Regions from separate parts of the Homo sapiens genome. Here region 1 is linked to region 2. Evidence: chromatin loops called from intact Hi-C (ENCODE). Cell type or tissue: right lobe of liver. All regions are shown on one strand. Links, peaks and the distances in the headings refer to the core of each region. The heading gives the core; the rest is flanking DNA. Region 1 overlaps GRIK4 (glutamate ionotropic receptor kainate type subunit 4). Region 2 overlaps GRIK4 (glutamate ionotropic receptor kainate type subunit 4).

The links. A loop is a pair of places that touch in the nucleus more often than their neighbours do. Peaks named below come from ENCODE experiments on the same cell type or tissue, not always from the same donor. Only the 100,000 strongest peaks of a DNase experiment are listed, where the experiment ranks them.
Region 1: it touches region 2 in a loop (1.9-fold over the local background); 2 of 110 quality-filtered maps call a loop at or near these places.

The regions. Positions count from the first base shown.
Region 1 is chr11:120,550,023-120,561,716 of GRCh38, forward strand. All of the region lies in intron 1 of GRIK4 (glutamate ionotropic receptor kainate type subunit 4), which reads left to right. Among named protein-coding and RNA genes, the nearest start is that of GRIK4, 44 kb to the left of the region's middle. In right lobe of liver, for the core only: no CTCF peak of the experiment used is centred there; no DNase peak of the experiment used is centred there.
Region 2 is chr11:120,603,479-120,615,172 of GRCh38, forward strand. The region is part of intron 1 of GRIK4 (glutamate ionotropic receptor kainate type subunit 4); the gene reads left to right. Among named protein-coding and RNA genes, the nearest start is that of GRIK4, 98 kb to the left of the region's middle. RefSeq lists enhancers at 5,504-6,227, 6,526-7,039, 9,545-9,884. In right lobe of liver, for the core only: no CTCF peak of the experiment used is centred there; DNase peaks (open chromatin) are centred at 5,623 and 9,683; H3K27me3 peaks cover 597 bases.

The DNA of each region.
Region 1 (11,694 bases), core at 1,137-9,136, 54 kb before region 2:
TGAGCAGAGGGATCCCATGGTCTGATTTACATTTTAACAGAATTGCTGTGGCTGCCTGGTTGCGGGGAATGGGCGGCAGAGGGTCAGGAGTGGGAGTGGGAGGCTATTCAGGAGGCTGGTGCAGCGTCACAGGGGGAAGAAGGGGCTTACACCCAGGGGTGGTGGCAGAGCAGACAGATGCAATGGTGCTGGTGCCTTTGGACTTGGCATCCCAGGTTGCTGCTGCCGCAGGGCTGAAAGGAAGAGGTGGATCAAGGATCTGGAGTGAGTGGGAGGAGGATGGGGCTGTTAGATGAGACTGAGTAAGAACAGGGGTTGGTGGGGGTGGGGTGAGTTGGGGGGTGGGGTGGGGTTCTCCTTTGAGCCGATGCTGATTAGACAACTCAGCAGAGAGATGGCGTCAGCAGTTGGATATCATCAGTCTCTCGGCAGGGTGAAGGGTCAGGGCTGGAGATGTAATCTGGGAGTCATCGGTGTTTAAGAGGAAAGGAAGAGGCAATGTAGGAGGGGATACAGATATTGAGGAGGGGCAGAGGATGGCATTCTGGGGTATGCCAATGTTAGAGTCGGGCAGAGGCGGGGAGCCCTGCAGTGGACATGGAGGAGGAGTGGCCAGGGAGGAGGCAAGCCAGGGTGGATGTGGCGCCACAGACAGGACAGAGGCCAGGTGAGTCCTGAGGCCCCGGGAGTCACACGGGAGAAGCATACAGACATGAGTGGAGGGTTTGACAACAGTGAGGTGGTCACTGGTGACCTGGATAAGAAGCCAGACTGGGGTGGTTGGAGAGTGAGTGGGAGGAGAGGAACGGAGGAGTGGGCACAAACCGTTCTTTGAGGAGTACTGTGCACAGGAGCAGGTGCACAGAGCAGTGGCTGGATGGGCATGCAGGGCTGAGTGGGGTCTTTCATTTGTAAGGGCAGGAGACAGCGGAGCATGCATGAGTGCACAGTGAAGGGCATGATCTAATGTGGGGGTATTCATGGATAACTCAGAACAGAAGGGTGACTTCCAGAATGAAGGCCTTGAGAAGGTCAGGGGCTGGGATTCACGAGACGAATGGTTTGGCCTCTTATGGGAGCAGGAACACTTCTCCCAACATACATGGAGGGAGGGCAGAGAACATGAGATGAGAGTGAGGGAAGCCGGTAGATTTGGTGGTGGGAAGTTAACGAGTTCCTGTTTGCTTTTGTATATGTATGTTTTCATCCCCGGTCCCTGGCTCATAACTCCCATAGCCCTTGTTACTGTAAACAGAATCTCTCTGTCTCTGACCTTCTCCTGCCCGCTTTTCACCTGCCCAAGGCAAGACTCTGATCTGACTATGGGTCATGAAACCTTTATTCCAGAGTGGGTCCCGCCCTCATACCCAGGAGGAAGGAATGCTGCAGAGAGAGGCCAAGAAGAATCTGAACAGGCAGGCCGTTCTGCATCCAGATCATACCCTTTTTGTCCAATTAAATTTTTACATGGTTGTTGGCCGGGCATGGTGGCTTGTGCCTGCAATCCCAGCACTTTGGGAGGCTGAGGTGGGCAGATTGCTCGATACCAGGAGTTCAAGACTAGCCTGGCCAATGTGGCGAAACCCTGTCTCTACTAAAAATACAAAAATTAGCTGGGCGTGGTGGTGGGCGCCTTTAGTCCCAACTGCTCGGGAGGCTGAGGCAGGAGAATCGATTGAACCTGGGAGGCAGAGGTTGCAGTGAGCCGAGATCACACCGTTGCACTCCAGCCTGGGAAACAGAGTGAGACTCTGTAAAATAAATAAATAAATAAATAAATAAATAAAATTTTATGTGGTTAACAGTCACGTCTATCCAATGAAGTCTCCATAAAAGGCCCAGGAGGACCAGGTTCTGGGAGCTTCTGGATAGCTGAACACGTGGCGGTTCCTGGAGGGTGGTGCCTGGGGAGGGCATATAAGCCCTGCGGCCCTTCCCCCATACCTCACCCTACGTATCTCTTCATCTGTATCCTTTGTAATATCCTTTATAATAAACTGTAAACATAAGTAAGTGTTTCCCTGAGCTCTGTGAGCCACTCCAGCAAATTAATCAAACTCAAAGAGTAGGTGGGTGGTGGGAATCTCAACTTGAAGCTGGGTGGCCAGAATTTCCCCCGGGGCCTGGACTTGCAACTGGTGTCTGGCTGTGGAGGGCAGTCTTGGGACTGAGCCCTCACCCAGTGGGATCTGAGTTTATCTCCAGGTAGACAGTGTTGGAGTTGAATTGGAGGATACCCCATTGGTGTCTGCTGCAGAGCTGATTGCTTGATGGTGGGGAGAACCCCCCACCCCACCCCCACACATTTGGTCACAGAAGTCTTCTGTGTTGGGGATTGTTGGGATGGAGAGCAGAGGAAAAACAATTTGAGGGCTTTCCCCAACACCTTGTTTTCTGATGGATGGAGAGACAAGGCAATGAGCTGAGGGTGTTGGGGAGGCTGAGGTGCAGGGAAAAGCATACCATGGCAGCCTGAGGGAATAAAGTGACAACTTTACTGCGTCTGTAGGGAGGGCACAGGATGCTGTTGAGGGCCTGGCTAGAGCTTGTGGTTGTAAGTTGAAAATGCAAGGAGTCAAACTGGCTTTGTGGTTTTCTACAGGAACGTTCAGTCGCTGGTGCAGGCATGGAGAGGGTGGATAGCTGGGTTTAGCTCGACTTGGGATTTAGCCAGGGGAGTAAAAAAGAAGGGAGAGGCCAGGCGTGGTGGCTCATGCCTGTAATCCCAGCACTTTGGGAGGCCAAGGCGGGTGGATCACCTGAGGTAAGGGGTTAGAGACCGGCCTGGCCAACATGGTGAAACCCTGTCTCTACTAAAAATACAAAAGTTAGCTGGGCGTGGTGGCAGGTGCCTGTAATCCCAGCTACTCGGGAGGCTGAGGCAGGAGAATCACTGGAACCCGGGAGGCAGAGGTTGCAGTGAGCCAAGATCATGCCACTGCATTACAGCGTGGGGGACAGAGTGAGACTCCGTCTCAAAAAAAGAAAAAAAAAAAAAAAAGAAGGGAGGAAGGGACAAAGGATTGGGGTTATCTGCAAAGGAGAGATTAGAGTGGGCTGTAATTATGCATCTCCAGTTACCTTCTAGATAGAAAAGATGCTGGATATAAAGATTTGGGGCCATCGGCCCATAGGCAGTAGGTAAAGGGTTTGGATGAACTTGCCCAGCCAGTGTGTGTGTGGAGTGACAAGGAACAGGGCCAGTGGTGAAACTCTGAGAGTCAGTGTTGGAGGGTCCAGGACAGGAGCCTTCTGAAGAGACAGGGGAACAGGAGGAAACCAGGAGATGTGGCACTGGGGACACCCAGAGGAAGGAAGAGTGGGAGGAGGGGCCAACCCTGTCATATGCCACTAGGAAGTCACGGGAGGCTGGGATCTATCATTCCAAAGCCACTGTTGACCAAGGGGAGAACATTTTCAGAGGAGAAGTGGGGAGTGGGCTAGAGTGAAGAAGGAAAGGGAGGATGTGGAAAGAGAGGGGAACAAAAGGGATTTAAAGTCTCTGAACTTGCAGGAACTTGACCTGGGCCTGGAAAAATGAGAAACTGGTTCATTTTCCAAGAGGCTGTAGGGAAAAGAAGGTTTGACCTGAACTCAGGGGTTATATTTGGAACTCGCAAACTGCACTTGGCCTCCTCAGGGCCTGGAGCTGTGAGCAGAGAGCCCTATGGGCCTGGGGAGGGGAGGGGAAGTTAAAAGGGGTTAGGGAGCAGGCTGGGGGTGCAGACTGCAGCACTGCTGGATGCAGAGCAAGCCCAGGAGCTGTAAATTGCCTGCCTGTATGTCACTTGTGCCCTGAGATGTCTCTCTCCGGAGTAGAGTGTGCCCTCTCAATGCTGACAGAGTGGAGGGGGACAGAGGAGGACTGGGAAGGTTCAAGTCACAGTGTCAAGGTCAGGCTTTAAAACAGAGAAGCCTCCTGAGACTTGGCAGGATTTAAAAAAACAAAACAGAGAAGCCACTTTGGAGGCTGGTGCAGATGAGACTAAGATGGATTTGGGGACACTTGTGGATGATGTTAAAGGTTCCACACCCCTACCCACTCACACCCCCACCCACTCACACCCCCACCCACAGCATCTATAGTAGCCCTGTGCTGTAGGCACCCATAAGGCTGCCTAAGTGAAAGGCAGATGAATAGATGAAGTTTCAAAACTGGAGTTGGGCCCAAATGGGACCAGCAAAAATATCTGTTAAGTCTACAGATGAGTTTCTGAACCCAGGATATCATTGGCAGACAAGGTTTATGTTCTAAAACCGCTCTGGATAGATGCTGGTAGCAATTAACTATCTTTAGCTGTGAAAGCCCATGCAGCATCTCCTGGCGTAGTAAGTGCAGGTGGGGTCAGGCCTCAGCATTGGATGACGATGTCTCCCAACCTTGCAGCCCCTGCATGGGCTCCTGCCTCCGCTTAGGTGTTTTCCTGGGACTTTCTCTCCACACTCCCCAAACTGGTGAGTGGTATGAAGTCAAGGGGAGAGGTTTGGCTTCCTTTTCCTTCCAGTCTCTCTCTGTCGCTCTCTTTTTTTCTTTTTCTTTTTCTTTTTTTTTTTGAGACAGGAGCTCGCCCTGTCGCCCAGGCTGGAGTTCAGTGGCGCGATCTCTGCTCATTGCAACCTCCGCCTCCCGGGTTCAAGCGATTCTCTTGCCTCAGCCTCCAGAGCAGCTGGGATTACAGACGCCCGCCACCATGCCTGGCTGATTTTTGTGTTTTTAGTAGAGACGGAGTTTCACCATGTTAGCCAGGCTGGTCTCGAACTCCTGGTCTCAAGTGATCTGCCTGCCTTGGCCTCCCAAAATGCTGGGATTACAGGCGTGAGCCACCGCGCCTGGCCCCTTCCAGTCTCTTGAGAGTCAGTTGGAGAGTCCATGTGCATCTGTTCCCCTCTTTCCAAATGAGGAATGTCTGCCCTGCCTGGTGGGTGTGGTGAGGACGGCACTGGAGGAGGTAGGCAGAGGGAGACCGCAACCACACTCCCACACAGGCATCCCGTAAAGGTAGTCCATGCGAGTCCACAGAAGCTGGTTGCCTCTGAAGCCTGTGAGGCATGAGAAGGCGCTCTGCAGCCCGAGACCACAGGCTGCTGCCCAGATGTCCTCCAGGCCCTGCACGCGCAGGTCACCATGTTATCTATCCATGTTTCCCATGACTTCAGGCTTAACTCCTGCAAATGGAGGCGGCATGCCCCAGAGAGCCCTATGCTTTTTGCTGGCTGTCCAAAAGCAAAACCCAGCAAGTGGCTTCCTGTTTATGCATTAGGTCTGGGAGCTCTCATTACTGGCTGGTGAACCAGAAGCCACTGTGAGGCAGCAAGGGCCAGATGAGAAGTGGAAACGTGGCTCTGGAGCTGACACAGCAGGCATAGGTCTGGCTTTTGTTTCTCCAAGTCTGATTTGCATAGAGCTTGCTAAAAAAGCTTTCTACCGGGCTGCTTATGTACTCGCCGAGCCAGCATTCACACACTTTCTCCTCTTCACTCAGTAAAATTTGCTCTGGGGCTGAGGCTGCCACCAGATGCACACAGCGGTCGTCTTCTCCCTCACGGTCCGCCTGCCTTTCCCGACCTACCCACTTCTGGGGAGTTTCTTATCTGGCAAATGGGACCGAGACACATCCAATGCCCAGGTGGTGAGGTGGAGGAGGGGCAGAGGGGAGGTCTGCCCTCCTTCTGCCCAGGGTCCTTTCGACTTCTCAGGAAAGCTGCGGGTGGCACAAAGTTTGCAAATTCCTTTTACTTCATCCTTGTCCTCAGAGGCCTTGGGGCTTCTTCCCACCGTCATTATTGATGTCCCTGCCACCAAGAATCATGGCCATGCTGGGGCCACGCGTCTTGGGAGCAACAGAAAATGCCTTGTCTTGGATGTGACAACTGGGGCAATGACCAGGTTGACACAGGCACTTCTCACCACAGACAGGTCATATTTCTAATGGTTTACTTACATGTTAGACTGTCGGCTACTTGAAACCAGTTCTTCTCATGGAAATGCATTTTCAGGAGGTGGCAAGGTTGCCATGCCAGCACACAGAGCGCCGTCTAATGTGGGTTAGAGGGAATGATCACCTGGTAGGGAGGGCAGCTTTAGGTCAAGGTTTACATTGAAGAGAAGATGGCGGGGAGTGCTGGTAAGCCTGGGGGAGGGAAGGATCAGTGTCCCCCGGCCCCTGTCACAGCGCAGTCCAGGAGGGAATTCATGCATGCATGCATTCACCCATGAGTCCTTTCTTTGTCTCATACCCCATTTCCAGTTCCTCAGTCTTGTTTGTTCTGCCCTCAAAAATACCCCAAATCTAACCACTTGTCACCTTCTGCTCACTCCCATCCTCATCCAGACCACCTGTCCTCTCTCCACTCCCCCAGTCTGTTCTTCACATCACAGCCAGAGTAAAGCTTTTAAAATGTAAGTCAGATCAAGTCATTTCGCAAGGATAACTCCACATGCATCCGGGAGGCAGCACCTACCTGCCCTCCACCCCTGACCCCAGTCAGTGCCACTCACCTCCTGCCACTCCAGAGGGGTGCGTTTAGGGTTTCTTGGGTGCGCCTACGTTCTTTTGGATCAGCCTGGTTTCCTTTCGGCCCACCTGATCTCTCTAAGACCCCAGGGTCCTCAACTTACTGGGTAACACCTGTCTTGGGAATGGGCTTAACCCGTCCTTTGCTTTAGGAGGAAAAAAAAGCACCCTCCTGTCACCTCCTGCATATACACAAGAGGAACACGTTTTTAAAACTGTGCTCCATAGGTTCATAATTACAGTAATCCATCTCCTCTCCGTTCCTTCCTTAATTGTGACTGGCAGTCACGTCCCCGCCCTCTATGTCAGTTGAGCTCAACTCTGCGCGGGGCCTCTCATTCCTCCTCATTAGTCAGTCTCCTTCCCCTCGCCTTGTCACCCTTACCTGGGTTCTGGCCTCCCTCCTGACAGCGGGCAGCTGCTTGCCTCCCTTTCTTGGTGTGAGTTAACATCCCTCCTGAGCTGACCCGTCCAGTCTCCTCCTGCCCACAGAAGGCACCGACCTCTGACTCCTGCTGCAAACCTGGCCTGACTGAGGCTTCTGTTACCCTGACTCACAGCAGGCAGCTTGTCCTTGGAGCCTGCTTGATGGCAGCATTCAGGGACCCAGGGCTGACTGTCTTTCTCTTGTGGCTCCATTAGTGCACTGGAGGACCGGATAGAATTCAGAAGGAGCCCCTCCCTTGCCTCTCCTGTCCCCCCCGAGGACTCTCGTGTTCAGCACACCATCCCTTCCCTCTGCCTGCAGTCTTTCTGCTGCACGCTCTAGGTCCGCTGCCTTGGGGGAAGAAAACGGTACCTCCTGCCATCCAGTCTCCTCACAGGCTGTGCCTGCCCTGGCTGCTGCTGTCCTGTCCACCGCAGCCTCTTCTCTTGACCACTTGTTTGCAGTTTCCCAGCCTCTCCTGCTGTCTGGGTGATGGGAGTACTCAGCCAAGACAATCTGAATTAATTTTGCAAGTAAAATTTCATCAGACGACCTATCTAGCGCTTCCCTAAATCAAGACGTATTACATCTCATGTGTGCCCTGAGCCCATTCATCATGTTAAGTCAGCCCCTGAAATACCAGCCAGGCTCAGGCTGAAAATGAGCAGCATTCTCGTCTGAATCTGGAAGGGGTCTTCTTTATCCCCAGATTTGCCACGAGAGAGGCTTCTGTCAGCTCTTTTGCTGGTGATAACATCAAGAAGTAATCGGGCCGGGCGCGGTGGCTCACGCCTGTAATCCCAGCACTTTGGGAGGCCGAGGCAGGCGGATCACGAGGTCAGGAGATCGAGACCAGCTTGGCTAACACGGTGAAACTCCGTCTCTACTAAAAATACAAAAAAAATTAGCTGGGCGCGGTGGCGGGCGCCTGTAGTCCCAGCTACTCGGGAGGCTGAGGCAGGAGAATGGCGTGAACCAGGGAGGCGGAGCTTGCAGTGAGCCGAGATTGGGCCACTGCAGTCCAGCCTGGGCGACAGAGCGAGACTCCGTCTCAAAAAAAAAAAAAAAAAAAAAAAAAGAAGTAATCGACAGTGGTCCTTAGAGTCAGAGTCAAGGGACCTGAAACAGAATCTCTGTTTTGACACTTACAAGCTGTGCAACTTTGAGCAAGTTACTTAACCTCTCTGAGCCTCAGTTTTCTTATGTGTAAAATGGAAATAATATCTACTTGAGAGGGCTGTTATGAGGTTAAATGAGATAAAGCACATGAAGTGTCAGTACTATAGTAGGTATTCTATAATGTCAGCTCCTTTTCCTATATGAAGTAAGTTAAAACCCTCAGGCTGTGCACGGTGGCTCACGCCTGTAATCCCAGCACTTTGGGAGGCCGAGGTGGGCGGATCATGATGTCAGGAGATTGAGACCATCCTGGCCAACATGGTGAAACCCTGTCTCTACGAAAAATTCAAAAAAATTAGCTGGGTGTGGTGGTGTGCGCCTGTAGTCCCAGCTACTCGGGAGGCTGAAGCAGGAGAATCGCTTGAACCCAGGATGCAGAGGTTGCAGTGAGCTGAGATCACGCCACTGAACTCCAGCCTGGGCGACAGAGCGAGACTCCGTCTCAAAAACCAAACCAAACCAAAACAAAACAAAAAAAACCCTCACAGATGTGTTCAGTTCTGACAGTTGTGCTGATGAAGGCACACACAAGAGACAGGCATTTATACACAACATAAATGATGGAAAATTAACAAAGTGAGTAGATTATATACAAGTGACAATTGCGCGTATTTAGTTTATAGAGAGGGTTGGGGGGCATTTTAGGTTCACACTGAACGTGAGCAAGAGTTTTCCCCTTCTGGACATGGTATGGGTTGCATAGATTGGACCTTCTCTTGTGTCTTACTCTTTTTTTTGCTCTGGCTCATTACCAGTGAATGTTGGTTTTACCCAGACTGCTGAGATCCTTGATAAGGCCTCACCATGGTGATGCTGAAGGGCACTCATATTTTTGCTGTGTTTATTCTTCCCGTCATCTTCCCTGGCAGCAAGTGACCAGAGCTATTTAGGACCAGGCCAAGGGAGATGGAGAAGCCTTCTCTGTTCTCAGCTGGGGGTTGGCTGCTGACAACTTAGATTAGGACCCTTTCTTGAGAAGCCCAGGAGTGGTGACCTTCGTGGCATAGCAAAGGCCTGCTGAGGCTACTAGGTGGCAATTCTGCCCTAAGCTTGGCCTCAAAGGAGCTGGGGAAGTGAGATCCATGGTTCCCCAGGACTAGCTTTGGAGGGGTCCCAGACTCCCTCGCTTCGGCTAATCTCTTGGCTGTGGATAAATGAGCTCGTGGGCACCAGCATCCTGGTGACAGCCATCCTTTGTTGGGTGCTTACCCATGCTGGGCACTGAGCAGAGTGGGCCAGACAGAACCTATTCCTGTCCACCAGGGACTCCTAGTCCTGACCAGCTGGATGTTTCATTACACATTGGAATCTGTATTTCAGCTGGCATCTCAGGAGAATCTAACTTACCTCTTTCATCACCAAAACATTAACAAAAATTATTTTGGCCACTTTAATGAAATATTTCTATCCAAATGGATATAAGAAAAGTATGCAGGCCTTCCAAAACAACATGCACAGAACATGGTTTGATCATTTTTTCATTACTCAGGGTCATTATTATAAACACCAGCTACTACCTGTGCACTAATAGACACTTCTGGGGCAAGTAGGTGATTCTGTTTTCCCACACACCAAGTGGCCCAAGACTGCTGACTTCTTGAGTTCTTTATCACCTTTTTATGTTTTCCTCTTCATTTTGTCAGTTGCCTCTTACTTTTGCCAGCATGCCTGCCTCTTCTGTGTTCTGCGTTTAATGCATATTAACTGTATCTGCATTACACCAGCAGCGAGAGGAGACAGGCCTATTAGAGGGAGGCCTGAGAGGGAGGCCTGAGAGGGTCTCTCTGGTTTGTTTTGAGGTCTTCTGGTTTCCTTCTGTATCTCAGGAGAAAGTTGAGTCCCTAGCAGTGACATTCCTGTACTCCTTGTGTTGGTGTGGCATTGTTTTGAATATATGCCCAGTTTTCCAAGCAGATTTTTTTTTTTGAGACAGTCTCACTCTATTGCCCAGGCTGGAGTGCAGTGTTGCGATCTTGGATCACTGCAACCTCCACCTCCGGGTTCAAGGGATTCTCATGCCTCAGCCTCCCAAGTAGCTGGGATTGTAGGTGTGTGCCACCACGCCCGGCTAATTTTTTTGGTATTTTTAGTAGAGATGGTGTTTCACCATGTTGGCCAGGCTGGTCTCAAACTCCCGACCTCAGGTGATCCACCTGCCTTGGCCTCCCAAAGTGCTAGGATTACAGGAGTGAGCCACTGTGCCTGGCCTCCAAGCAGATTTTAAGGTCATGATAGACAGGGGACCTAGCCCCGCATTTGTTATGCTGGCCACACAGCAGTGCTCTGGGTGTAGCAGGGAGCCTACACAGTGTCCCCGTTGAATTCATCAATGAGTCTCCTTCACAGTGATATACGGAAGTAAACTGAATATAGTATGTATATGTGTGTATATGGTATAGCTAGACTTATATACAAGTCTGGGAAGAAAGAGTGTTTCCATCAGGCACACACAAGAGACAGTATGATAGTAAGAGTCAAATTGAGGTTCTAATTTCAGCTCCTCCATTCATTAGTTGAGTGGTCTTAGATCACTCGGTGCCTCAGTTTCCTCATCTATAAAATGGGATAATTATAGTGGCTACCTTATTGGGTTGTGAGGATTAAATGAGATCATGGCTTTTAAATTGCTTAGCACAGTATCTGGCACATAATAAGCATTCAGTGATGTTAATGACAATAATTAAAAAGCTTTAACATCTACTTCAGTGGAAGAGCAGTGGGGATGGTATGATCTCGTGGGGGATTTTCTGTGGGTCCTTTCTGTCTGCTAAGGATTTCATCTTCCTCCTTCCCCCCTTCCACGCCTCTGGGAAGATCTTTATTTGGCCTCAGCCTTAAATGGATATTAATGCGGAAATGTTAGGGCTGGAGATTTCCACAGCCTTTGAATAGTAGACATTTGGAAAATTAAATATTTCTGTCAAGTGTGCCATAAATCTTGGCTGTTTAGGAAGGTGAGAAATTAAAATTGCAAGACAGCCAGGGAGGGAGTGAGCCTGTCTAGTCCCCTGGTGTGTGGTCTCTGGGTAAGGAGGGGTGGGGTGGGACTGGGAGGTGGGGCAGGAGCAGGCCCTGGGTTTAGCGGCAGCCAGGGGAGGGTGGGTTGCTGCGGGTCATCAGCCCGGCTGACTTGGAAATCCAGAAGGTTTTGATGGAGCGCTTCTCCCTCATGTTCTAGAAGATATTTCTGCATCAAGGCGCCTGCTACTGGGCTTTGAGCTTTCCTCTCCCTTCTCTCCTTCATGCTTTCGCCTCTCTTCCTGCACGCTCACCAGCAAGGCCTCTGCCTGGGAGGAAGCAACATGGCGCTGGTGACAGGCAGCACTCTAGGTCCCTTCTGCTGCTGGAGAGCCACGTGGGGACTAGGGGGGCCTACTCGGGGACTCCCCAGAGTTCCCTGCAGGCATACCCCCGCTCCAGCAATGGCAAAAGCCATGAGAGGGTCTCATATATAGAAAGGGTGTCCCAGGCCACACCTTCGGGGGCAGCCCATGTATGCCTAGGGGTCGGGAAACAGCAAAGAGAAGGCGATGTGGGTAAGGCCTCTTTACTACCACACGATTCTGTCTTCCA
Region 2 (11,694 bases), core at 1,835-9,834:
AGTACTGCCTGTGGGCATTTTCTTTCAGCCCTCCTTTGAAAACTCTCTCCAGTTTGTACTAGGCATGATCATCCACCTTGCTTTATTTAAATCAGTCTCATTTACGCCTCACGACAAGCCTGCCCTGGAAGATGTCCCTGACCCCATCTTGAAAATAAAGAAACACATGCCGGGCATAGGGCCCAGGGCTTGGGTTCAAAGACAAGTCCTTTGCCTTCAAGCGTCATACCCCTTGATGGGGCTTAACTCCTTGGTTTTCATTTGGGGGGAAGGTTTGGCAATATCTGAGGACATTTTTGTTGCCACAAGTAGAGGGGGTGCTACTGGCACGTGGTGGGTGGAGGTGGGGGAAGCTGCTAACATCCTACAATGCATAGGGCAGCCCTGCCACAAAGAATGATCTAGCCCCTGGCCGGGTGCGGTGGCTCATGCCTATAACCCCAGCACTTTGGGAGGCCGAGGAAGGCGGATCACGAGGTCAGGAGATCGAGACCATCCTGGCTAACACGGTGAAACCCCGTCTCTACTAAAAATACAAAAAAAATTAGCCAGGCGTGGTGGCGGGCACCTGTAGCCCCAGCTACTCGGGAGGCTGAGGCAGGAGAATGGCATGAACCCAGGAGGCGAAGCTTGCAGTGAGCCGAGATCGCGCCACTGCACTCCAGCCTGGGCGACAGAGCGAGACTCCTTCTCAAAAAAAAAAAAAAAAAAAAAAAAAAGAATGATCTGCCCCCCTTCGTTTGGAAGCTACTAACATTCTACAGTGCACAGGGCAGCCCTGCCACAAAGAATGATCTGGCCCCAGATGCCAGAGGTGCCGAGGTGTGGGGAGCCCTCTGTTAGCAGGTGGTACCCCCTGGGCATCGCATTGCTTTTCCTATCTCAGGAAGGCATGAACTAAATAAAGGTAACACTCATCTTGGTCAGGAATGGGGAAGCACCGTTTGGACAAAGCTAACTATGCTACCAAGGTGGCTTTCCAGATGGGCTGGCCGGCAGGTTTAAGACCTCACTGGGCTTGTGCCCAGACCTGGGAAGTTAAAGTCAGATAGGAGAGGGTCACAGTCATCGCCCAGCAGTGGGAACTGTGACCTGAAGACAAATACAGACAGGGGAGGATTTCATGAGAAAAGAGAACATGGGAGTGGTGAGAAACAGCAGAAGCCCTGTCCCAGGAAGGGGCCAGCCAGCCCCTGTTAGCGATAAGCCAGAGCTGGAGAAAACAGAATCAAGATCCAGATAGATTTACAGGGCTGCATTGGTGGTTCCCAAATCTGCCTCTTTGTCAGAGTCATCCAGAGAGCTTTAATAAGAGAAAACAATGTGTATGGCCAGACCTTGCCTCAGACTTACTTGGAATGGCCAGAAGTGGGGCCTGGAAGTCTGATATATATATGTATTTGAGACAGGGTCTCACTCTGTTGCCCAGGCCAGAGTGCAGTGGTATGATCATGGCTCACTACAGCCTCTACCTTTTGGCTTTAAGAAATTATCCTGTCTCAGCCTCCCGAGTAGCCGGGACCACTGGTGTGCACCACCGTACCTGCCTAATTTTTAATGTTGCCCAGGCTGGTCTTGAACTCCTGGGCTCAAGCAACCTCCCGCCTTGACCTCCCAAAGTATTGAGATTACAGACGTGAGCCAGTGCGCACAGCACAGCCAAGTCTGAATTTTAAAAAACTTTCCAAGTGATACTGATGACTGGCCAAGTTAGGGACCCCTGGGAAAGATGAACGTGTTACTTGTCAGTGATGGCTGTTAAATATCAAAACGAGTATTTGAGGGAGGCTAGGCACCAGCATCACTCATGCAATAAAGTGTTTGAAGACTTGACACTGCTCTGCCCTTACAACAGTAGGTGGGCCAGTCTCCTGCCCTCTCCAAGTGTACAGAATAGAATTAGGCACAGGGGACAAAATCTCTCTGAGCCTCATTTTCCTCATCAGTTAAATAAGACAAATACTACTTACAGCATGGGGTCTTTGCGAGGATGACATCAAGAAGCAGTGTGACAGCCATCAGCAAGTTCCCAGCTTAGCGTCTGAGTGGGGTGGGTCCTCTGTAGCTGTTGTCCATGGCTTTTGCTGCAAGAGCTTCCTCTTTCAGTCCAAATTCTACATGGGTTGTGGTTCTACCTTGTGTCAGGGACATTCCAGGCCCTGGAGGATATTGAAGTGAGGGAGGCCTTGTTTTCATCCTCAGAGAGCTTACAGCATAGCAGGGAGGTAGATGTGTAAAACCCCCTGCCCTTCAGCCACGCTGGGCACAGAGCGTGGAGAGGTGGCACAAGCTTGCCGTGGGCCTGGTGCAAGAGGGATCATGGGTCAGGGAAGCTGCTTAAATGGAATTCCAAAGGAAGTTACAGGGTTTTGGTAGGATGGAGAAAGTTCTTTAGTTGTGCCAGGTCAATGAGGCTGGTGGGCAGCAGGGAAAGACCGCACAGGCGGTGGCTGGGGAGAGGGTGTACCTGGGGTCTCTATGCCTTTTCTAATAGGCTTCTTGTTCTTGCCCTCTTTTTCTCTCTTTCCTCCCATCTCCCTTCCTGAGAAATGATACCCTTCAGGTGCAGACACTTGAAAAAGTTCATCTGCTTGGTGCTTGATTTATCATTCAAACCTTCAGTAACTGATTTCCAGTCTCATAAAATATTAAATACGTCCATTTATTGAATATCGCATTTTGATATGTTTTGACGCCTCATTTGCCACTGAAGTCAAGGACAGATTCACGTTTTTCATGGCATGGGGCCCAGATTTGTCCTCGTACAGTGTTGTATTAAATCCCCTCCCCACGCCCCTCCTCTGCAGACCCACGCTCCTCAGCGTCTCACTTGAGCAGCCACCCTGACGGCCCAGTTGGCATGGACCATGGCAGGCCCAGGGCAGAATGGCCACATGTATCATCCCCAGGGAGAGTTATTTACATAGCGCTGTAAACATTTGTGGAAGGAAAGACAAGGTCTCTGCCAGACATCTCTAGATTCCGCATCAGACAGTGGCCAAGCCAGGGGTAGAGCCCGAGGGGAGAAACTGTGTCCTCCCACAGGCCTGTGAGCACACTCATTCCGTCCATTCATCTGCTCATGCTGGCAACTGAGGTTTAAGAAGCACCTACTAAGTGTTAGATACTGAGCTAGGCCCTGGGGATTTTACGATGGAAAGCTGTTGTGCATGAGAGTGCCGCAGGTGTTGGGGGAGAAGTGTGTCGTTAGGAGCTGTGAGCATGGAGAGGAGGGCATGCAGTTCTCCCACGGAGGTGACTGGGAGTGATGGGGCCGTGGAAAGACTTTAGAGAAGGAACAGCCCTTGAGCTCAGGCTTCAGCTAAGAATGAGTTTGCAGATGGCCGAGGAGGATAAGGGCGTTCCAGTCAGGGCGTGCTGCTGGAGCAGTGGCATGGAGGGGAATCTGCATGTTTTGAGGCTGGGTGCTATTCTGTATGGCTGGGGATGGAGGGTTCCGGAGGGGCCTGGTAGGAGTTTAGGGTGGCCAGGAGGTAAGAGCAGGTCACAGAGGGCTTAGAAGCCACAAAGGTGATGGAATTTGGGTGGTCTCCTGGAGATGGCAAGGGAATGCCACAATTCATTGGATGAGAGGATGGTTTGGAGCAGGGCAAGACCAGAGGCAAGGATGCCAGTTGGGAGGCTCGGCTCAGTGGTCCAGGTGAGAAATGAGGAGGAGGAGGAGGACAGGCTTCGGGGAGACATTCAGGAAGTGGACTGCATGGTGGTGACCGGTTCAGTATTGGTGGGCCCTTAGGCTGGGTTTCCCCAAAAGTACACCCTGAGAAAATGACTTGTATTGTAACGGGTTTGGTTGAGGGGCGATCATGGGAATCAGCAATGGCACAGTGAGGCAGGGAGGGGCACCTGTGTTTAGCACCACAGCACGTTGGTGTGCAGGAGGCCGGGAGAAGGCCTTCATGAAGAGAGCCCAGGTGCTTGCAGCTTGGGGAAGGGGCTGGGGCAGGGCCCTGTGGGCATCTGCACGGTGGGTGAGGGGAGGGAGGAGTCAAGTCTGATTCCCAGGACCACACGTTGGGTGGAAATGCCATTCAGATAGAAAGAATTTGGGGGAGTGGCCATTTGGGGGCAGAAAGGGGATGACAAATTCAGCTTTGCCATGTTGAGTTTGGGGTGCCTGTAAGCTGGCCACATGGAAGCACCCAGCAGGAAGTTGATTGATGGGGTGTGGAATCCAGGAGAGGGGTGTGGGCGTGAGACACAGATTTGGGCTTTATTTGGGTAGAGATGCAGCCAAAGCCACGGGCCCAGATTGTGTCACTTATAGTCACTTAAGAAGAGCAGAGAGCAGATGAGAGAGGAAAGAGCTGGGAAACACAGGAATTTATAGAACAATCTGGGGAAGAAAGCCTGGCAAGTCAACTGAGGAGCAACTGGAGAAGGTGGAGGGAAAAACGAGGGCAGGTGAGACCCTGGATTCCAGGGGGTGGTTGCCAGTTGGAAGAGATTGGAAAAGACAGTGGCTGCCGAGAGGAGTCAAATCAGGTGAGGGTGGAAAAGCTTTCGCTGGGCAATGAGGAGGTCATGGGGCTTTTGCAGGGAATGTTTTCAGTCGTGTGGTAAGGAGCAGAAGCCAGAGAGGCAGCTGTACGAGGTTTTTGAGCAAGGAAGTGTCAAGGTCAAAGTGGCATTTTAGAAGATGATTCTGGAAAAGGTGTGTAAGGTCAGAGATAGGAGAGGCTGAGGTCAGGAGGCCAGCAATGAGGCTGCTGCAGGCTTCCAGCCAGCTGGGAGTGCAGCAGTGAGCTTAGAGAATGTGGGAGGCTTGCTTGAGTCCAGGAGTTTGAGACCAGCCTGGACAATGCAGTGAGACCCCATCTATACAAAAAGTATAGGAAGAAAAGGAGAAATCTGGGAGGCGGAGTGCAAGGAATACTTGCTAAGACTCAAAATCACTAGGCTAAGAGGACACATTTACAAAGGCTCTTGGGGCCAGCCCCACTGGCCACACTCTGTGTGTGTGTGCACGCATGTGTATTTTTCAGGGCTAAATGCTGTCATCAGTAACACAGTCTCTGCCCCTACCCATACTGAGAGGTGACCTTGGTTGTGATCCTCACCCCTCTAGGGCTTTTTCCTCATTGTGGAGGAAGCAGTGACCCCCCTTCTAAGTTGTGAGACTCACAAGAATGATGCCTTTCAAAGCACTGTGTAGGTTGTGATGAAGCATATGGGTTTTTAACTACGGTGCAAACAACTGTCAGGGCTTGTGTCTCTGCAGGGCCCAGAAGGTGCCCCAGAAGCTGACCCTGCTACCTCCTGCCCTGCTCCTCTGCCCCCAGCCCCACCCTTCTGGAAGCGCCTGTGTCTCCTGACCTTGGATGCTCCTTCTTCAAGGTGGATAGGCCTGGCTGGCTGGCGGCCTGTGGATACAAAAGTGACCTGCCAGCAGGAGCCTTTTTTTCTTTCCTCTTCCATTCAGAGCTAGTCTGCAACCCACTGGCAGGGAGAGTGTTGAATCTGATTTGCTGAAATACAATAGCAGATTGATTTTGTAGCCACCAGTGCCTGTAACAAATTCCAAGTGAAGTTTGGATTGCACAATTGTGGGGTAATGACATTTTAATTGCATGTCATATTTAGTCTGGCTCAATCTGAAGCCTGGGGTGGAGGCCCAACCCTGCGTGCTCCCAGCGCCTCCCCTCCTGCTTCAGTTGGGCCTGTTTGGTCCCTCTCAGAGTTTTCTCTCTTTCCCCCAGCCCCTCCCACCTCGGGGATCTGGGTGCAGGCAGGTGGGGGTGAAGTCGAAGACAGTTCTGGGCTTGCATCTGTTTCAGACTTTTTTTTTTTTAGAGCTGTTTGTTTTTGCCATCTTGCCGTGTTGCCCAGGGTGACCTCAAACTCCTGGGCTCCTCTGATCTTCCTGCCTCAGCCTCCCAAGTAGCTGGGACCATGGTCATGTGCCTCCACTCCTGGCTGTTTGAGACATTTTCCCCCTTTCCCCTTTCCCAAAGGTAGCTTTCCCTACCTTTGTTTTTCCCTCTCTGCTTTCCCTTTTCCCCCATCTTTGCAGTTGCTTTTTTTTTTTTTTTTTTTTTTTTTTTTGAGACAGAGTTTTGCTCTGTTGCCCAGGCTGGAGGTCTCGGTTCACTGCAACCTCCGCCTCCCAGGTTCCAGCAATTCTCCTGCCTCAGCCTCCTGAGTAGCTGGGACTACAGGTGCGTGCCACCTGCCTGGCTAATTTTTGTATTTTTAGTACAGATGCGGTTTCACCATGTTGGCCAGGCTGGTCTCGAACTCCTGACCTCAGGTGATCCATCTGCCTCGGCCTCCCAAATTGCTGGGATTACAGGCATGAGCCATACGCCCAGCCTGCACATCTTAATGGACCTGCCTTCTACCCCTTTCTCCTTCTACTGCTTTTTCTTTCCTCTTCTACACTTGGTTTTCCTGTCCCTCCTTTCCTCGGCTCTCTCCACTAACCTGCTGTGTGATCTTGGACATGTCACTTCCCCTCTCCGAGCCCCAGTCCTCTCATTTATGAAATGCAGGGCTTAGACTGATTGGTCTCTGTGAGCCTTTGATATGCATGGGATTCCTCCTTGTGTGCATCCCTCCTTCCCTCCCCATCTGCCTTCTCCTGTCTCTCGCTTCTTGGTTTCGCTTTGTTTTTATGGCGATGCTCGGAGCAGGAGTCTCTCATTCCACAATACAGGTGGAGGCCTGGACTGCCTATTATGATCCGTGAGCCTTCCACAGGAGAGTGACTCAGTGAGGAGCTGATTTGCTCCCTTCCCCCAGAACAGCCAAGTAATTGAAGAAAACATGAATGTTAATGATGCATTTAGCGTTTGGAAGTTAGAGGGGTGATTAATATGTTGTAAGTTGTATATTAACACCTTCACAGTGGCATAATGAAGACAAAATATACACTCAGAGATGAGATTGTTTATTCTTGTGTGCAGCACTCCTGGATGCCAACCCCCTAAGCCTCGGAACACGTGGCATGGCTGTGTGTTGCTGGGAGAGGGTGGCCGCAGGGATGGTGTCTGGCTTCGTGGTTTCTGCTGATGAGCTCTCTCACCTGTCCTGGGGCTGGCCCAGGCAGCCGGAGTGGAGGGTGGAGAGCACAGTGGGCTGGGGGCTTGGAGTCTGTGAGAGACCAGATGGTAGGGGACACTGTCATTCAGGAGTGGCATGCCCAGAAGACAGTGCAGCATGTTCTTTGTGGTCTGCGGAGCTCACTCTAAGTTTTCAAAGGAACGACAGGATAGGAGAAGTGAAGGGAGGATGCAGGAAATAGGAAATGCCTGCAGTGTCTTGAGCTTCAGGAACTCTGGGATTTGCCCATTCTGCCCTAGGGAGGTCCCCCTCCCCAGCAAGGGGATTCTTGCTACAGGTTATGCCTAGTGAGTCACAAGCCTGGGTGCAAGCAAAACATGTTGATTGGAAACTCTCTGACCAGGTTCTGTATTGGTGCTCAGGCCTTTTACATGAGAACCACAGAGTCTCAGAATGTCAGCGCAGGAAGAGCCTTGAAAGAACGTCCGGCCCATGTCCTGTCGTTTTCAACAGGAAACCAAGGCCCAGTGAGCGGACAAGACTTTGATTTGGATTGACAGCTCGAGGCAGAACCAGGAGAGGGTCAGCTCACCTTCGTTCAGCCCCTGGGACTCTAGATTGGGGTGCAGAGATCTAGGGACTCTGGCCCCTCGATGACTCCCTTGGCCCATTTGTCCAGGAGGCCACATAGGAACTCCACCCAGTAGCTCCAAAGTGTGGAATAGCGGATAGGATGTAGAGAGATTTGAATCCTAGCTCTGCTGATTACTGGATGTGTGGCTGTGAGAAAGTGGTTTCATCTCTTCGGGCCTTAGTATCTCCATCTGTCAAAGAGGAACAATAATATTTAATATGCAGTATAATTGTAAGGATCACTTGCATCCTGAACACACACACTAAAAAATGATTAGCATTAACGTGTGCGTGTCTGCATGCATGCACGTGTGTGTGTGAAATACCAAGTACAGTTTCTGGCAAAAGACAAGGAAGGCGCTCAAAAAATGGTGATAATGGTGTATCATAATTGTTACTGTTATCATCATGATTTGCTTTCACGGCTGCAGCCTGCACACCCAGCTCTCATCTGTTCTTCAAGATTCATTTTAGTCACCCTTCCTCCGTGCATAATCCCTCACTGCCCACTACCCCAGTCTCAGTTCAGCACACTCCTGTGTGTGGTATAACCCTTCATCCATCTCTTGTTGGTGGAGTTTGCTTGTCTCTCTCCCCCATCTGCCTATAAGCTCGGTGGGGGCGGAGACTGTGCCTCCTCCCTTCCCCCGCAGCATCAGTGTTCCTGAAATGTTCATTGGACGGATGAGTGCTCTAATTCCAGGCCTGGTGCGCCCCACCTGGGATGAAGCCAGTGCGTGTGAACCTGCTAGCTTCTGATTTCTTAAGATGAATCCTGAGTTCTTTTGTGCAGTGCAGGGAGTGCTGTGCTTTTGGGTTGAGGGCACCCCCTCCTAGGGATAGAAAGTTGGTGACCCCTTACCTCCTTGCAGGGCCGATTGTAACTTAGGTCCTGCTGCTTCCACAAAGCCTTCCCTAGTAATTCCATCTTTTCTGTACCGCTCCTGTAATACTTAATTCATTCTTCTCCTGACATGCTTGTCATACTTTACCTTGTCCTGTATCACTTACTTATGTGATGTATCTCCTTTGCGATACACCTCGTATCTATCCCTGTGGGACAACTCGTCCGCCCGTGAACCACCATGGGTCCATCTATAGTAGACTTTACCATTGGTAGAGTTTAAATGGCACTTTGTTGAATGAATGAATGATAAATTTCCTACTATATTTGTAGTGTGGAAGCCTGTTCAGCTGTTATCTCATTGTAATGCTAGTTTTTCTCATTATCCATTCTACATTCCGTGAGAGCAAGGATTTTACTAAATACTTCTGTGTCCTCATAATACTGGGCAGATAATTTAATGGGTAATTAATTACTGATTGATTTCCTTAAATTTTCTATCCTATTAAGACTTTTGAGGCAAAAAAAAAAAAAAATCTTATTAGCCTTGTTAAGGGGTGCCAACATTTGAAAGAATTGACTAAGCCTGAGTCCCTATGATGAAACGTATAGCATGTGGGATTCCCCATGACAGGTGGAAATCCAAAGGGTTTTTCTGATCATTTCCTGAAAGCCACTGATGACTTCACTGAAGGCAAAAGATCTCAGTTAAAGGGAATTATTAGACTTGACACTAGAAGTTGTCAGTGTAGCCCTCATTATCGGGCTACTTTGTGGTGGATGGGAACTGGCTTTGGGGCTTTGTCTGTGACAGGAGAGTGCTCCCTGCTGACTCTGGGTGGGTCAGACAGAGGCCATACCAGAGCTCTGAGCTTCCACCGTGTGTAGAGCCCTGAGCGGGGCAGGGAACACAGGGACAAAGAGGAGTGAGGTAGGTAGGGGAGGAGGGTCATGGGCACATGGTGCAAACCCGAGTGTGTGTGTGAGAAAAAAGCATTTCTAATCAGTGACCCTCGTATTAAGCAGGGTTCTGTGTGTGAGTGGTGGGGTTGCTGGGATAAAGAGCCATTTGAGGCTGGAGGGCTGGTCTCTGCCATTGGGGTCTTGGCTGGTGAGAATGAGGATGATTACTCATATCCATGTGTCGTTGTGACTCAGAGAGCTCGGGTTCTGGAGTTGGAGAGACCAAAGTTCACAGCTGAGCCCAGCTGCTGCTTAGCTGATTGGCCTTGGGTAAGTTCCTCACACTTTCTGTTTCTTCTTCTCTTGTGTGGGGTATCATAATAACTGCTTCCTGTTTCTCTGTGTCTTGTACAAGAAGACATGCCCCCACAGTGGGACTAGCACTCAGGTCTTGTCAATTCTTGTCCTGTGCTTTCTATACCCTTCAGCCAAGGGAAGGGGGGCTGTCTGCTTAATTAGCTGATGTTGATAAGAGCTTTGGAGATACAAAGCTCTTGATAAGAGCTAATCCCCTTAATCTGTGTGGGGCTGATGTGTGCATGTGTTGTACAAGGCAAATAGCACTGGGGGGATTGACCAGGAATGCAGGGCAGCACACGGAGTGTGCATGTGTTTGCGTGTGTGCATGTGTACACATTGTTCTTGCTCCCTTGAAAGGTGCTGCAGACATGATGTGCAGGGATTCATGCCTCAGATGGAGCTTGGAGGAGATGCCCTCCGTGTTTTTCCATCCCCAAAATGCTGTGATTCTATCCTTGATTGGAAGGTGGCTCCAGGTCCTGGGGCAGGGAAGCTCCTGAGCTCTGCAGGAGCGTCTGTGTGGTCCAAGGGAAGGATTTAAGAGCCCAGAGTCAGGTGTGGGGTGAGCTTTCTGCACACTGCCCTGCTCACTGTCTCAGGGTGCTGAGGCATTTAAAAATTGTCCTGATAATCCTTCTGGCAAAGTTGCCAGCCCTACTATAGCCTAGAAAAGAGGAATCTGTGAACTCAAAGACATGCTGTTCTGTTTTGACTCAGCAATGGGCAATCTGTTTTCTCCCAGGAGTTTGGTCTTAACCTTAGGTTATCAATTGGTTCACCCTGCCCTCTGTTCCCTCCCCTCTGCATATGTAAGCTCAGCCTGCATCCTCTCTCGCTTCCTTCTGTGAACCTTCCCTGCAGGCAGTGATGGGGACAGGCCCTCAGTGCAGTGCCTGGCCTGCCCCCCATGTAGGCGTGGCTCCCCCAGAAACAGACCCCAAGTGAAGACAGAAGTAAGTGCAAGTGGTTATGTGGTTGGTGGTCCTGGGAACCACACAGAAAGGGGGTTATGGTTTTTTAAAAGTGCACTCATTTGCCTGATAGAAGAGTGGAGAAGTGAGACAGGGAAGGGAAAGAAGACCATAAAACTGTGGCCACCCGGGGCCCAATCCCACTGGGGCACAGTGGGAGAGTATGGCCACTAGCTAGGGTCTAGCACTTGGGGCCTGTCCCATGTGCATGGGCTGCATGAGCTCCAGAGACCAGAAAGTTCTTGGATGAGACAGAGGTGCCTGCATCTGGAGGCCCCCGGATCAGCGAGTGTGAGAGAAGTGGACATGGCCCCACAGCTGCTCCTGGCCAATCTGAACTACTGCATCCTAGACCCAGGCTTGGCCATTGCAGTGAAGACATCTCCTGTGGCTGTAACCCCACTCAGATGTACATGCCAGCTACCCTACGGTTCTAGGAGCATTTTTGCAATTTTTATTTCTTGGAAGACACTGGCAGTGATCTGATTTATTAAAACTGTAAGTTGGCTGGGCGCGGTGGCTCACGTCTGTAATCCCAGCACTTTGGGAGGCCAAGGCGGGTGGATCATGAGGTCAGGAGATCGAGACCATCCTGGCTAACATGGTGAAACCCCGTCTCTACTAACAATACAAAAAATTATCCGGGTGTGGTGGCGGGCGCTTGTAGTCCCAGCTACTCGGGAGGCTGAGGCAGGAGAATGGTGTGAACCCAGGAGGCGGAGCTTGCAGTGAGCTGAGATCGCGCCACTGCACTCCAGCCTGGGCAACAAAGCAAGACTCAATCTCAAAACAAAACAAAACAAAAAACAAAACAAACAAACAAACAAAAACCGTAAGCAAATATGCATTCATCGTGGGTTTCGTTTGTGTCAGGCACCATGCTAGGTGCTTTTTCTGTGTATCTCATCTTGGTCCTTTTGATATCCCATGAAGCAGGTGTTGTTATTCTTGTTTGCTATT